Regions from separate parts of the Homo sapiens genome. Here region 1 is linked to region 2. The links are chromatin loops, found by intact Hi-C in ENCODE. Cell type or tissue: heart left ventricle. All regions are shown on one strand.

Region 1 (8,000 bases), 200 kb after region 2:
ATCCATGCAGTTGTGTGTATCAGTAGTTCACTCACCTCATTGCTGAGTGATGTCCTTTTGTTTGGCTGTATCACAGCTTGTTTATCCATTCTCCTGTTGATGCACATTTGGGTCGTTTCCAATTTTTGGCTGTTACAAATAAAGCTGCTCTGAATATTTGTGTACAGCTCTTTGCCTGGACAGATGCCCTCACTGCTATCATGGAAATCCTAGGAGTGGAATTGCTGGGACATAGGGTATGTATATGCGTGGTCTGAGTCCTTTCTCTGATTAATCTCTTACTGCTTGGATTTCAATGTCTTAGTTTTGTGTTGCAATAAGGAATTACCTGAGGCTGGGTAATTTATAAAGAAAAAGAGGTTTATGTGGCTCATGATTCTGGGGGTTGGAAAGTTCATGACTGAGCATCTGCATCTGGTGAGGGCCTCAAGCTGCTTCCACTCATGATGGAGGGTGAAGGGGAGCTGGCATGTGCAGAGAACACATGGGGAGAGAGGAAGCCAGAGAGACAGCAGGGAGGTGCTAGGCTCATTTTAGCCACCAGCTGTCTCTGGAACTAATAGAGTGTGAATTCACTAACCCCACTTAAGGGAAGGCATTCATCTATTCATGAAGGATCCACCTCCATGTCCCAAACTCCTCCTATTAGGCACCACCTCCAACATTGGGAATCACATTTCAACTTGTGGTTTGGAGGGGACAAACTTCCAAACCATAGCATTCATTGTCAAAAAGTTTACTTCAATTTTCTTTTCTTTTTTTTCTTTTGAGATGGAGTCTCACTCTGTCCCCCAGGCTGGAGTGCAGTGGCATAATCTCTGCTCACTGCAACCTCTGCCTCTTTGGTTCAAGCAATTCTCCTGCCTTAGCCTCCCTAGTAGCTGAGATTACAGAAACCCGCCACCACATCTGGCTGATTTTTGTATTTTTAGTAGAGATGGGGCTTCACCATGTTGGCCAGGCTGGTCTCAAACTTCTGGCCTCAAACGATCTGCCTGCCTCAGCCTCCCAAAGTGCTGGGATTACAGGCATGAGCCACCGCACCCAGCCTACAATTTTCTTCAGAAGATCTCTGCTCAGGGAGGCTTCTTCATGGGCTGAACTCCCTGAGTTTTCTCACGTGTGGGAGCATCTCCCCGCTGTCTTGACAGGACACAGTGTCTACAGTGGCACTCACAGTCCCTCCAGCTTTATGGAAGTTGTTTTGTTGTTTTCTGGCTTTAGATATTGCTGTAGAAAATCTGGGTCCAGCCTGATATTCCCTGCTTTTCAAAGATTTGTGTTCCTGCCTGAATGTTTGAGAAGTCTTTCTCTATCTTTGAAATTCAATAATTCAATTAGGATATGTCTCAATGCAGAACATTTTTAACAAAATTTTCATGGAACACAACGTGTATTTGTTTTTCTAAACTGTAAGGTTTCAGAGGTTTGTCTTTATTTCAGGAAAATTTTCCTGCTTCATATTTTTGAATATATTGTCTTTGTTGGGCTTTTCCCTTCAGGGATGCTCAAAAGCCCTGCTACTGCTTCCCCTGCAGTGGCATCCATGCCTGAAAGCTCTGCTCAGTTTTCTCTCTTTTTTTTTTTTTTTTTTTTTGCTTTTTTCATGTTTACTCATTTTATCCCAAGCCCATTCTCCATGTCAATATTTTGACTTCTACTTGTATCTGATCTGCTTTCTGTCATTTAAAATTTATTTCTTAGGTATATAATGATGTCATTTTTGTTATTAATCTGTTTCTTTAGGTCAGTTTATATCCTAAATAGGATTTTCTGTTTTTATCATTTTGTCTTTGAGCTCTCATTTTATTGAATGTATAATTTTTATTAAGTTTTCTATAAGGCTAAGCAATTAGGAGATATTGTCTTCTGTTTCTGGAGATAGTTTTCTTCTTGGTTGTGCTCTTTTTGAAGTATTTCTTCTTTCTCTCCTTCCTTTATTCCCTCTCTGCCTTCCTTCCTCATTTCCTTTCTCCCTCCCTCCTTTCCTTCCTCCCTCCCTTCCTTTCTTCTTCTCTTTCTCTTTTTTCTTCTACTATGTGTGTTTGCTTTGTTCCCATCTGTTATGGGTTGAACTAGGCTCCCCCTCCAAAATCATACGTTGAAGTGCTAACCCTCAGTACTTCAGAATGTGACAGTATTTGGAGGCATAGCCTTAAAGAGGTGATTAAGTTAAAATAAGACTGAGTGGGTCCCAATCCTATCTGACTAGTATCCTTATAAGAAGAGGAAATTTGGACTCACAAAGAGGCACTAGGGATGTGTATACAGAGAGAAGACCATGTGAAGACACAGCAAGAAGGTGGCTGCCTGCAAGTCCTTAGAAGACACCAAAACTTGCCAACACCGCCATCTTGGACTTCCAACCTCCAGAACTGTGTAAGCCACCCCATTGGTGGCATTTTGCTATGTCAGCCCTAGAAAACCATTGCATTTTTTTCATTGATCTTGGCCTTAAGCAGCTCATCCAAAATCTTCTCTTGTTTCCCCTGTGCTGTGTCTGAGACCACGGAATTTCCTGCTTGGCACTGGGCATTGAGATCTGAGTGTTTCATATTCTACCACTTACTTGGAAGCCCAGGAATGGTTGCAACATCAGGAGAGTTTAGGGAAGAACATGTGTGGCCACGTGGTTGCCTGGGCTTTGCTGTCTTCCTATGCCAGGCTGTCCTCCCTTCTGGTTGGGTGTATGTGGGTGCATATACAAGAGTGACCCTCGGATCAAGGCTATTTTCTGGATTAACCTGCGGTCCTGAAGCATTTACTGCAGTTAGAGCAGGGGTCCCTGATCCCCCAGCCACGGTTCGTGGCCTGTTAGGAATTTGGCTGCACAGCAGGAGCTGAGTGGCAGGTGAGTGAGCACGACCGTCTGAGCTCCCCCTCCTGTCAGATCAGCAACGGCATTAGATTTTCATAGGAGCACAAACCCGATTGTGAATTGCGCGTGAGAGGGTCTAGGTTGCACGCTCCTTATGGGAATCTAATGCCTGATGATCTGAGGTGGATCAGCTTCATCCCCAAACCTTCCCTCACCCCCGCCCAGTCCCGTGGAAAAATTGTCTTCCATAAAACCAGTCCCTGGTGCCAAAAAGGTTGAGGACCAATGAGTTAGAGGATCAGCCCTCCTGTTTGCCCAGCCCTGGTTCCTCCCAGGCCTTGGTCAGAAAAGGTAATAAGAAAACCCATTCAAGTGGCTTTCCTCAGGTCTTCTCCAGACTTTGTCAGCTCCCAGCGCCAGTTCCTGGGAGTTGGGCTGTCTGGGTTAGGAAGCCAGAAGGGTCAGGAGGTCAGCAGGATTAGGAAGCCAGCGTGCCGTGCCCTGAGTTTTCCGATTCTTCTCTTGGCTGTCAGTTATTTAAGTTTGATCCTGTACATGCTTGGGTGATGCTGTTGGCTGTTTTCTTTCTTTGATGATTGCTGCTACTTTTTGCCCATGATGTCAAGCACGGGGGGAAAGGAATTCTGTGAGAAAATTTCAAACTGCCATTCTCATCCTGGAGGCCTAATTTATTTCATTTCAATTATTCTTTTTTTTTTTTTCTTTTGAGATGGAGTCTCATTCTTTCGCCTAGGCTAAAATGCAGTGGTGCAATCTCCGCTCACTGCAACCTCCGCCTCCTTGGTTCAAGCAATTCTCCTGCCTCAGCCTCCCGAGTAGCTGAGATTACAGGTGCCCACAACAATGCCTGGCTGATTTTTGTATTTTTAGTAGAGATGGGGTTTCGCCAAGTTGGCCTAGGCTGGTCTCGAACTCTTGACCTCAGGTGATCCACCTGCCTCGGCCTCCCAAAGTGCTGGGATTACAGGCATGAGCCACTGCACCCGGCCTCATTTCAATTATTCTTGATGGTTGCAGTGGCTCTTCCTGGGGTGTAACAAGTGCCTGTAAATCCAGGCAGCTCAGTCATTCTGGTACCACATGTATGATCTCAGTAACCAGCTCCCTACCCTCTCCTGTTGAGTAATGGCACCAGTCAGGGGCTCCCGTTATCCCAGTCTGTAGAGGAGTTACCTGAGGATCAGAGAGGAAAAGCACCCAGATGTCCCCTGTGGTGAGCCTTGTAGCCAGGACGCCTCCCCAGGCCTCAGAATCTGCAACTCCAAACTCCCACAGGGGCCTGGGAGAGGAAGGAAAAAAGGGGAGAAAGAATTGAGGGAAGACAGGAAGGAAGGAGGGAGGGAGGGAGAGAGGGAGGCCTTGGTCCATTTCGAACTGTTATACCAAACTTATCACAGACTGAGTGGCTTAAACAACAAACTTATTTCTCATGGTTCTGGAGGCTGAGAGCCCAAGACCAAGATGCTGGTAGAGTTGGGGCATGGCGAGGACCCACTTCCTGCTCCAATGTTCCCTGAATCTGAAACTGGCAGAGCTCAGGGTTTGAAGTCTGCAGACTTGGGTTCAATACCCAGCAATGGTCGGGGAGGAGGACTGTAAGGTGAATTACACGACCCTGAGTCTCAGTTTTCTCATCTGAACAATGGGCTCCTCAGCATCCACATCACAGAATTGGGGTATGGGGCTGGAATGTGAAGTGGCTCTGTGAGCTGGGAAATGTTCTGCAGATGTAGACTATTTTAGGACCAATGTTTCCCATAACATGTTAGGAAAGAAGACATTCTGGCCCAGGCCTGAGAGACAACACTTTCTCCTGAGGGACAAGACAGTCAGAGAGGTCATTTAGAGAGCAGGGAGGCAGGTCCAGAGGGCTCAAGAGGAAACCCCAGGGGGACCCTGACTTCTGCTTCTGGGAAGAGACTCCCAGGAATTCTCTCTTCTTCTTTCCTCTGCCTCCCTCATGGCTGGCCTCAGCACTGGGATGACAGCAGCAAGCCTCTGGGTGGGGGCTGGGGTGGCCCCTGGTCATTGTCTCTGGGATTCCTGTCCCCTGGATGGGATAGCTGTAGCAATGGTGACTTCCCAATTCTCCACAAATATATGAGTGCATACATGTATACACTTTTTGTTTTAGTTATATATACATATATATATACATATATATAATATATATATAATAATTTTTTCTCTGTTCTTTTAAAATGTACTGTTTTTTGTCTCTTTTTGTAACAGTAGCTTAATCTGTTTAAGAGATGTAGAGCCTCTGTGGTATTGTGTATCATAATCCAACCAAGTCCCTTTGCGGGGGCATGTGTTATTTAAAACAATCTTGCGATGAACATCCTTGCACGCTTTTCTTCCTACACCCTGGAATGGTGCCACATTGGTTAGGAAGGCATTCCCCTGTAGACTGAATAATACCTGACCTAAAATGACCCAGGCAATGAGGAGTTATTTTTCCCACATGGAGAGAAGTTCAAAAGTAAGCAGCTGAGTTGATTCAGCAATTCAACAGAGTCAAGGATGATTTCTCTGCTTCTCTTGCTCTTTACAATACGGACACAAGATAGCCACTATAGCTCATCCATCACATCTGCATTGAAGACTGGAAGAAGAAAGGAGGGTAGAATTCTGAGTCAGCCACATCTGTCCTACAAGCCCAAGCCAACAAACTGGGTTACATGGCTGACTCTAGCTGCAAGGAAGGCGGGAGATGGCAAAAAAGAAAAGAGATGGAAATGAACTTGGGGTAGCCTTCAAATAAAGAACCCATAGCTTAACCTTATTGATACAGACCTATGCCCTTGTGTAGCTTACAGTCTTATGGGGAAGAGAGATGTTAATCAATGCAGCACACTAATGGGTGTATAATGACAAACTGAGGTCGAGGTTCTGCAGCAAACTTTACATTCTACATCCTTAGAATCTTTACTTTAATGCCACCATTCTTGGTGCTCCTACACCCCAGGGCCTGTGCCAGCCCTTCCCATACATGATCTTCCTAAATCTGCAGAGTCTCTGTAAACAGATATAAGTATCCCCACTCTTCAGGTTGGGAAATTGTGGACTAAGTCACATTCCATTGGTCCCCAGTTGGGAAGTATCCCAGGTGGGATTCACACCCAGGTCTGGTTGGCACCAAGATTGTAGTTTTGTTGACAGGTCTTCCTAGGAGTCAGCTGACTTGATTAATGTTTTCAAAGAATCAAGTTTTCACTTTGTTGCTTTCTTTATTGTGTATCTATTTTCTATTTTGTTTTCTCCCCTTATCTTTATTAGTTCCATTCTTCTACTTGCATTGAGTTTAATTTGCTCTCTTTTCATAGCTTCTTAAGACAGAAGTTTAGAGTATTGATTTTATACCTTTGCTCTTTCTGAATGTATGAATTTAAATCTCTAAGTCTCCCTCTAAGTTTTTTGCTTTAGCTTGTCCCACAGATTTTGATGTGTTTTATTTTCATTACATTTATTTCAAAACATTTAAAAATATTCTTTGTGATTTCTTCCATGATCCAGTTATTTAGAAATGTATGGCTTAATATTCAAAATATTTGGGAATAGTTATATTTTTGTAATTAATTTCTAGTTAAATTCCACTGTAGTCAGAGAACGTTGTCTGTACGATTCCAGTCCTTTGAAATATATTGAGACTCACTCTATGGTTCAGCATATGATATATTGTAGTGGATGTTTCATGTCACTTGAAAAGAATATATTCTGTGGTTATGGGGTGGGATGTTCCAAAAACGTCAATTGGCCAAGTCGATTAATAATGTTGTTCAAATCTTCTATAGCCGTACTAATTTTTCTATCCATCACTGCTTTCTAAAAATCAATTATTCACAGGGCTGTGTTTTAAGTGCTCAGCTGTGATTGTGGATTGGTCTATTTCTCATTTTAATTCTGTCAGATTTTGCTTCAATATCTTGAACCTCTGTTATTAGATGTATTCACCTTTAGCATTGTTATATCTTCTCGATGCATTCACCTTTTTGTCACTATGAGGAGTCTCTCTTTATTTCAGGTAATACTCTAGTTTCTTTTATGATTGGTGTTTGCATCATGTATCTTTCCCCATCATCTTTCATTCAGTTCATCTGTGTCCTTAAAGAGTGACTATCAAAGTGACGCTTGTAAACAGCAAGTAGTCAGGTACTGTTTATTTTTATCTAGTCTGATAATTGGTGCCTTTTATATGAAGTGTTTGGCTCATTTACATTTAATATCATTATTGATATGGGTGGGTTTTAGTGTAGCATGTTGTGATTTGTTTTGTATTTGTCTCTAATATTTTTGTTCCTTTGCTCCTCTTTCCCTGCCTTTTTTTGGATTGAGTATTTCTTAGTATTTTTTTAATCTCCTCTATTGTAACACTTTTCTGTGGTTCTCTAAATTTCAGTGTGCATTCATAGCTTGTCCCAGTCCACATTAAATAAATATTATGCAATTTCATCTACAAAATTGGAACCTAAAAACAACACATACTAGTTTTCTATTGTTACATAACAAATGACCACAAATGTAATGGCTTTAAACAACAACTATTTATTACCCACCATTTTGTTTCTATGGGTCAGAAGTCCCAGCAGGGCCTCACTGGGTCCTGTGTCAAGGTCCTCAGGGTCTCACAAGACTGCAAGTGAGGAGTCAGCTGGTGGTGTCGTTTTATCCAAGTCTTAGGGTCTTCTTTCCAAGCTCGCATGATTGTTGACAGAATTCATTTCTTCGGGACTAGATAACTAAGACTCTCCCCATCCCCACCTCCCAGGCCACTCCTTTGCATAGGCAGTCAAAAACATCACTGTTCACTTGTTCAAAGATAGCAAGAATGTCTCTCTTAAAAACTTGCCCGATGAGGTTGAGCTCACCCAGGAATATTTCTCTTTTGATTAAACTCAAAGTCAAAGTGATTAGAAACTTCAATCACATCTATAAAAATCTCTTTCTGGTTGACGTATAGTGTGATCTAATCCTGGGAGTAACATCCCATCCTATTCCCAGGTCTCACCCACACTCAGGGGGAGGGGATTGCACCGGACGTGGATAATTTCAGTATAATTTCATTAACCACTTAGTTTTTTGTGCTATTTTTATCATACATTTTCCTTGTACATATGTTATAAATGTAGCAATACCTTGTTATCTTATTTGTTTTCAATAG
Region 2 (8,000 bases):
ACCTGCACGTCACCAGCAGGTCCCGCCAACCCCAAATCTATCTGGTGAAAACCTGGAGAACAAGAGCGGAGTCTAAGAGAGATGTAAATGAAAACACAGATCAACAGACACACCAGAAGGGAAGCGTTGTTTCCGCGGGGAAAGGAGATGGAAAGGGGAAGAGAAGGTGAAGAATTCTGCGCCCGAAGCTCGGGTTGGTGTTTGCTCAACTGCTTTACTCATTTTAACCCTTTCACCTATCCTGGGAGAAACCCAGGCTTGTCACCTTTTCATGTTGGGTTGTTTATTGGCCTCTTAAGTGAGAATTGATCCGTGAAGGGAAACAGACAGGAGGAGGTCAGATTGCGAATACCTGGGGCTTCCTAGGGTCCAGTGCGGCAGTTACCGCACCTGCCTTCACCGGTGAACCTTTAGCCAGCTGAACAACCACCAAAGCGCCCTGCAGAGACAAGTCATCGAGCCCTCTGGCATGTCCCTGGTAGCCCGGGCACCAGCCGCTGCGGCTTGTGAGGGGCACCATGCTCCACCCCACGGGGACCTTCACAGTTGGAAAAAAGAAGAGGAAAAACTAATTCCTTCGGTAACAGTTTATTTTCATTTTTGGGAAAGGCAAAACCACTACCTGGAACTCGGTGCCTCCGTGGTTAACTTTCCTATTTTGCTTGTGATTTAAAGGCTGTTCTGGGTCAGGGGGGAAAAGGTGTCTCCTTCGGTAGGGAATATATAACGTGGTGATAACCTGTCACTAGGCAGAAGCATCCACTCTGCAGGGACAGTGGCCCCTCGGGAAAGCCCGCCGCTCCTGGCCAAGGCCTCTCTGCAGACTCCACGGGGGCTCACCCTCTGCCGTCAGGCGACTCTGAAATTCCGACATTTCTCCCTTAAAGTCTCAACAGACACAAGAGAAGTTTCCATCAAGCAAGCACTGACATATTTATATTAAAAAATAGTGCAAAATCTCAACATTTATATAAATAACTCTAAACCCCTGCTTTGTAATTTTTTTCTTTACAAGGTAATACACACTTTCTGACTTGGCACTCAAAAATTGCCATTTTTTTCCTCTTCTAGTTCAGAAAACAACTTTTTTTTTTAATAGGCCTCTTCTAATACAAAAATACTCCTGCCCTCGCACATACAGTTTCTCTTATCTTATATATATTTATATATATAATATTGCAGATCTTTAAACAAAGGTTTTGTGCAAATATGTCTTTAAAGTTAAGTGAAATTATCATAAACAAAAGAAAATAAGCATTCACGCACGCAGCTCAACTAGAAACAAGAAAGACTACTGTAGAAATTTTTTTTCTTTTGCCTTCAAGACACAGCTCAACAAAGAAACGTGGTTTTTTTTTTTCTTTTTTCTTTTTTTTTTTGCAAGCTCTCTTAGCTTGTGCATTCAGACCAGACATCACATGTAAATATTTATACACAGGGAGGTGGGAGGGGAGGGCCACACGATGCGTTGCTGCGCCCCCCGCCTTCCTCTCACTCCTCTTCTAAGAAGCGCGGAGTGTTCTGCCTTTTCACCTACGCAGCCCCAGCCCGGCCCCCCTGGGGACCCTAGAGAGGGTGTCCTTTCTGTTTATCCTTCTCTTTGCTCCAGATGGCTGCGCTCTCTAGGGGCGCGATGTGTGTGTGGTGGAGCCGGGTCCCCTCCAGCAAGGAGGGCGGCCCACTGCTCTGCTGGTGCTGGAAGGAGGACCCCGGGTAGTGGCCGATGACCTCGCTGTAGGTGGGCGGCGGCCCCTCCATGCGCCCGCCGCTGCCGTAGCACGTGGCGCTGATGCCCGAGTTACTGCTGGGGGGGCAGGGGCCGCCCAGCCTGGCACTATCCATCAGGTCACTGTCGAAGATGGTTCTGTTTGGGGGTGCGCGCACCGACTCCCGGTTCAGTTCCAGCTGCTGCTCGGGGTCCCGAAGCTGGAGGGTGCAGGGGCCCTGGTAGGGTGGGGGCTCCTCCCCGTCTGACAGCGAGATGGTGGGTGGCAGGTCGATCTCGTGCTGCAGGTACGGATAGGTGGGCTGGAAGCGGTGGAAGCGCTCCCGCTGGGCGAAGGGCGGCACGGCCAGGCGGTCGGTGGGCCGAGGCGGGGCGTAGACCTGCGGCTGGAGGAAGCAGAGCGGGAGTGAGGGAGGGCGGCTGTCTCAGGTGGGTTGTCCAGAAGCGATCCTGAGACTGGAGTTCTGCTGCATGGGACTTGGCTCTCTGGGGAAAGGGAGAGGGCAGCAGGGCTGGCGGGGGCGGGAGCCCAGAGCCTGATCCCGCGGGGGCCCTGGCCTGGGGGGCAGCACTGCAGAGCTGCACCGCCCTCCTCCAAACAGTGGCAGCGTCCGTGCTCCCGTGTGCAGAGAGCAGAGAGCTGGGCTGCTCCCTCAGGGGCAGGGAGCAGATGATCTCCGGCAAGGAGGATCCCAGCAGCAAGGGCACTGCAGAGGAGGGCGGAGGGGTGAGCCTTTAGCAGCCCACACTGTTCCAGCCGCAGCGGGAGCAGCCCAGGGTGGGATGGGGGTGTTGGAGGGGAGGCCGAGGGAGGTCTCACCTCTGGGATTCCGTTGCCTGACACTGTGCTCTCCGAGGGCCACAGGCATCCTTCCTGCACAGGAAGAAACGTACAAGCAGGGTCAGTGGGGTGGGCAGGAGGGACAGCAAAGGCTCAACCCAGATTCGACTCTTAGGCCTTTACCCTGGAATCAGCTCTTGAACCCGCCCACCTCTCTGCATCGGAACCAGCTTCCCCAGCCCCTGGCCCTGGGCGCTTTTCCAGGACGTGAGCGCAATCACCTCCTCACTGATCCCTGAGGTGCCCTCTGCTGTCCCCTGAAAATCCAGCCTGACACTTTCCAAAACATACACCCACTTGTGGGGCCCCCTTCTCAAAGCTGCCTGTAGCTTCCCGTGGGCCTCAGTGGCTTCTCACCAGGCTGAACATGGCCTCAGCCCCTCACCCCTGGCCCCACTCCCCTGGGCCTGGGCCCCCTGCTGGCTGTGTGACCTGCGTCAAGTTACTTAATTTCAACGCTGCAGTTTCTGTACCTGAATTACAGTTCTTGAGATTACAGTACTTGCCTCATAGTTGCTCAAGCACTTGCTGAATTTGAATGTAAAAACCACCCGGAGCCCACGTGGCACTCAGGTAGCATGTGAATGTGCTGGGTGTCACCTCCACACTCCCACCAGCCATGCTGACCAGCCCCCTGGGGCCTCAACAAGCTCAGCCCGAGCCCCAGGTCCTTTACACGGCAGGCCAGGCTGCACGGCCCGCTGCTGTCCACTTTCAGTTCCAGCGTCCCCTGCAGACCCTTGGAGACCAGCATCTGAAGGGCCTCTCCCGTGAACCTTGTCATCTGTTGATTCCCTTTCCAGCACCTGTCCTAACTTAATCATTGCTTCTATGCATTTATTTCTTTACAGTCTTTCTCTCCCTTGATCTAGTGAGCCCATCATTACTGATGTCCCAGTTCACAGGTGAAAAACAGGAGAGTTGAGGAAAGTGCCCAAGGCGGCTGCTCTGCCATAAAACAGTGATTCAGCCTCTGGCAAAGGAGGTGTGTGGTTCCACTGTGGCGCCAAGCTCTGGTCTGGGTGCAGGGGCACAGCTGCCACTTCATGAAGCTTATGCCATCTGCTCTGAGGAAAATGAGACCCCATGCCAGGACCAGTTCCTCTGAGTTTCCCCAAATGCCATGACGGTGAGCCCTGGGCCCGGGGAAAGGGATGTCTGTTACTTTTATAGCTTCATTGAAATATAACTGATATGCAAATAAATGGACATATTCAAAGCATACAATTTGGTTCGGGCATATATTTATACCAAGAACCTCTCACCACAATCAAGATAATGAGTATGTCCATCACCTCAAACGTTCCCTTGGGGCAGGTTTTTTGAGGGTTCCCAGGTAGGATACCGCTCACCTGCAGCCTGGGTAGGAACGGCCAGAGGGTGGTAATTTCCCATATGGCCACTAGGAGGCTCTGTGGCCCCTCAAAACTGTCCCGTCAGGACCGCTCCTACCCCTTAAGGAGGTCTTAACTGCCTCGTCTCCTGATTTAGCGAATGGCTCTGATATTCTTCAAGTTGCAAAGCCAGATCCACAGGATCATTCCTGACAGCTCCTCTCCCCACCACCCTTGTTCCACCCACCCTTGATCCCCTCTCACTTCTCCTTCTATTAGACAGTTCTATCCACCTCTCTCCCCAGCATCTGTGCCTAGTGGACAGCAAAGTCCTATGGAACCAGGGCCTCCATGTGCAGACAGTCCATCTGCAGCCTGCAAAAATGCAGATTCTGTAGCAGGAGGGCTGGCGAGCCTGCGTGTCTCACCATCTCCCAGAGGCTGCGAGTGCCGCTGGTCTTTGAGGTCCTTGAGGGGTCTCCCAGGGTCTCCTCCACTCTTGCCCTTCCCCAGGGCCCTTCCTCCTCACAGAAGTGGGAACATCTCCCTCATGCCCCCCACCCCACACCCTGCCACTCCTCTGCTTAAACCGTCTGGGCCCCCCGCTGCCTCCAGGAGAGAAAGTTCCAACCCCTTACCGAGGCCCATACCCCCTAGATGTCCACGGCCGTAGTATAGCTGTTTCCTTTAACGGGTTTTCCTATCTGTATAGCGGGCTGATGACAGCGCCTGCAATGCACCATACAGTGTGTTCTGCAAGGTGCCCAGTGAACACAGACTCTCACGTCTTGCCTTTGGATCTGAGCCCATCCTGGGTCTGGACCAATGGCCCCTCTTTCCTCCCTTTCCTGAAGAACTTTGACTGGCCCCTCAAGCCTCTGCCCAGGTGTGCTAACCCCAGAGCTCTCCGTTAGCCCCCCAGGCGGGTCAGGCACCTCCTCCCATCTCCTCCAGTCCCCTCCTGCACCACAGCCTTTGTCCCTCTGCCCCCGGTGGCCTATTCAGGGGTCTCACTCGCCCTGCAGGAGCTGCTACCGTTTCCCCAGTGCCAGGCGCCGGCGTGCTATGCAGTCAGGGAGTGCTCAGGTTGCTACTTAAGTGCGGAAGTTGCTGGGTGACCCGTGCAAGTCATCTTTGTGGAATTAGGTTCCAAAGTGGCTTGAGAAGTCGGGGGAGGTGGGCCCAGCTTCAGAATTGTCTGGAACCTTCCCCAGCCTCTGGCTATGTCTGCCAGTCACCCCAGGTGGAGGACAAGGACAGGTTCCAATCCTACAGCCACTGCTGACGAGCCCCCTGCTCCCAGCAGCCTCCAACCACTCCCAGACTCCCAGGGCTCGGGGTGGACTCCTCTTCTTTGAAGTGGGCGCACCCAGTCCACCTGCGCCTTCCCCATTTAGATGCTTCTAGACCAAGGGTCTGAAAACTGTTTCCATAAAGAGCCAGAGAGTAAAATATTTTCTGGTTTGTGGGCCGGCGGGTCTCTGTCATACCACTGAACCCTGCTGCTACAGCCAAGCGCAGCTATGGGCAAAACGCACTCGAAAACACTTCATTCACACTCAGAAAAGACCTCATTGACAAAACCAGGCAGCCGCAGTGAGCTGACGCTCAGGCAGCTCCTCCCAGACCCCTCCAGAGTCTTAACACCACGAGGCCAGAACGTAGCTGCCCATTCTTCCCCTGGAGTCCCCAGGAACATCCAAGGGGACGGGATGGCCTTCTATCAAACTTCGAGGACTCAGAGATGTTTCTAAAGAATAAAGAGATGTTCCTAAAAAATTCGGTACCTCCCATGTCCTCAGGAGATACTGAATTCCCCCACAGCCCAGCACAAGGGGCCTGGGGGAATTCGGTATCTCCTGAGGCCATGGGAGTGGACGCTAGGTCTTTGGCTCCCGCTGCTGGCAGATTGTCGCACATTGGCCTGGCCACAGTCTTGTCCCTGCCCCTGGGAAATGGGCCCTTGGTGGGCTGGGTTCTCTCGGGAGCAGGAGACCCACACTGAGGACTGATTGGGGGATAAAGAGGACAAAGGGTCACCCCATCCAAGGCCTGAGTTCCTAGTCTGAGCAGGCCTTGGGCACAAAGACTGGGATTGCCTTTCTGGGTAAACCTGAAGTCTGCGCCACTCCGTGGCTGGGCGGTCACTGCAGTGACGTTCTGCATCATGTCCCGAATACCCTCGGAGCAGCGCCAGGGTGGAAGTGCCATCCCTGGTCGAGGGGCTTGCCTGCACTGGAGCCTCACCCTCAGAGGGCAGATCCTTGCCCAGTGTCACACAACAAGGAGGTGACAAGGCCGAGAAAAGACCTCAGAGCTCAGGGTCTTACCTGAGATGGTGAGGCAGGTGGGTGAGGCACGAGCTCTTGTCTCCATACAGGCAAGAGGGGACCCCCAGGGTCACCCTGAAAAGGGGCCATGGTCGGATAGCCATGCCAGGGGCAGAGCATGGATGGGCTGGGGGGATGTAGACTGGGCCCGGGACAGATAAGAGCTGTATGTGGATCTCTATGGAAGGCCGCGGGGCCCAGGGACTCCTGTCTGGCAGGGGGTCCCCAGGGGAGCTGCCACATTCTGCTTTAGGCCTAGTGAGGCTCCACGTTTACCCAGCCAGGCATCCCGGGCGGCTGTGCAGGCGGCTGGGTAGACAGTGGGAGGAGACTTTCTATTGGCCGAAGGTGTGACGGAATCCTACCCCTTCCTGGCAGCAGGATCCCAGGTGCCGTCTCCTGCTCCACAACAGTGAAGCCCCTGCAGTCGGCCTCTGGGTACGGTACACTCTCCACTAACTGCATCCTCCCCATGACCACGGGCCGCACAGGCCTAGCTTCAACCCACTGTGGAGATGCACACACTGAGGCTCCGAGGGGCAAGGTGAGTCCAGCCTGGAGTTAGTGCCCCTCCAGGGCTGGTGCCTTCTGGAATGTCCAGGCACCGTCACTCTCCCCAGCACTTGAGGGAGGACGGAATAGGCTGTGGGCTCTTCACACCGGCAGTGACAAGCAGTGTGGCCTCCGGCAAATGTTCCACCTCTCTCATCCCCAGTTTCTCCTCTGGAAAGTGGGGTGAACCCCTGAAGTCCCTGATGGCATCCCTGGGCAGACGTAACCAGTGCTTGTTGCTGGAGTGGTAGCAACAGCAAATAAACACGTCGGGGCTTGAGAGCAGCAGGTCTGCAGCACGCCCTCCGGACAGCGTGCTGGGACGCACAGTGGGCCCCGGGTCTGTGGGCCAGGCATTCCCATCAGAGGTCCCAGGGCTGATGCTCCTTGCCCTGGCAACCTGGTGACGCACTGAGGCTGGGGCCTGATGCAAGCAGAGGTGTCCAGACCTGCCAGGGACAGGCCTTCCGGCTAGGGACTGTGGCCAACAGGCTTCTCAGCTGACTTGGCTCAGCCCAGGGACTCTGGGCGCCACCACCAACCCCAGGCGTCCCCAGAAGTGGGGAGGCCACACTCAGTGCTGCCTGTTCTGTGAGTCCTCCCCACACCTGGTGAGCCCCGGCTCAGAGACGTGCCGCAGCCCCAGGGCTGGCCACGTGCCACCTCCTCCCCACAGTTCCCAGCCTGCTCTTTAAACAGCCGCTTCCTGCCCCACGTGGTTGAGTTACACATCCTGGGTGCAGAGATGGAAGCCATTAAGAGATTAACTCTGTGCCGCCCTTTGGTCCACCTGCTGAAGGATACCGAACAGCCGGGCTTCAGGCGGCCGACATGGAGCCGGGAGTTCACCGTCAGAGGCGGGCAAGTTCCCACCGACCCAGATCTGCCCTGTTTGCCCCTGACTTTGTGGAGATTCGAAAGGGAAATTCTTGGGGTTTCCAGAACACCCACCAATGCTCACAACTCTGAGAGATCAACACCCAGGACTGTAATGGAGAGCGGGGTCCCTCCTGCAGGGCTCTGTCCTCCTCACACTCCCGCGCCCACTTCACCTGGTCCTGCACAGCACGGCCTCAAGAGCAGCTCGCCCCAACTTCCTGGCCACGGCCCTCGGCTTCCTTCATCCGTGCACCTGCTCCTGTCTGCGCCCATCCAACTCACCAGCAGCACCCCCTGGGACTGGCTCACAGCCACTTCCCAAACGCAGGGGGAATTTT

What was found. Hi-C counts contacts between places; a loop is a spot of excess contacts. Peaks named below come from ENCODE experiments on the same cell type or tissue, not always from the same donor. Only the 100,000 strongest peaks of a DNase experiment are listed, where the experiment ranks them.
Region 1: a loop joins it to region 2, with 2.3 times the contacts of the local background. A loop is called at or near these places in 6 of 110 quality-filtered maps.

The regions. Positions count from the first base shown.
Region 1 is chr20:57,846,762-57,854,761 of GRCh38, forward strand. No RefSeq gene overlaps it. Among named protein-coding and RNA genes, the nearest start is that of NKILA, 140 kb to the left of the region's middle. In heart left ventricle, no CTCF peak of the experiment used is centred here; a DNase peak (open chromatin) is centred at 4,810.
Region 2 is chr20:57,650,487-57,658,486 of GRCh38, forward strand. PMEPA1 (prostate transmembrane protein, androgen induced 1) reads right to left here. Exons shown (of 4, transcript NM_020182.5): 3 at 2,547-2,600; 4 at 1-2,112. The coding sequence ends at 1,567. Among named protein-coding and RNA genes, the nearest start is that of ZBP1, 34 kb to the left of the region's middle. RefSeq lists a silencer at 3,944-4,023 and enhancers at 4,217-4,816, 4,817-5,414, 7,250-7,379. In heart left ventricle, a CTCF peak has its summit at 3,973 (motif pointing right); DNase peaks (open chromatin) are centred at 2,073, 3,985, 6,123, 7,345 and 2 weaker places.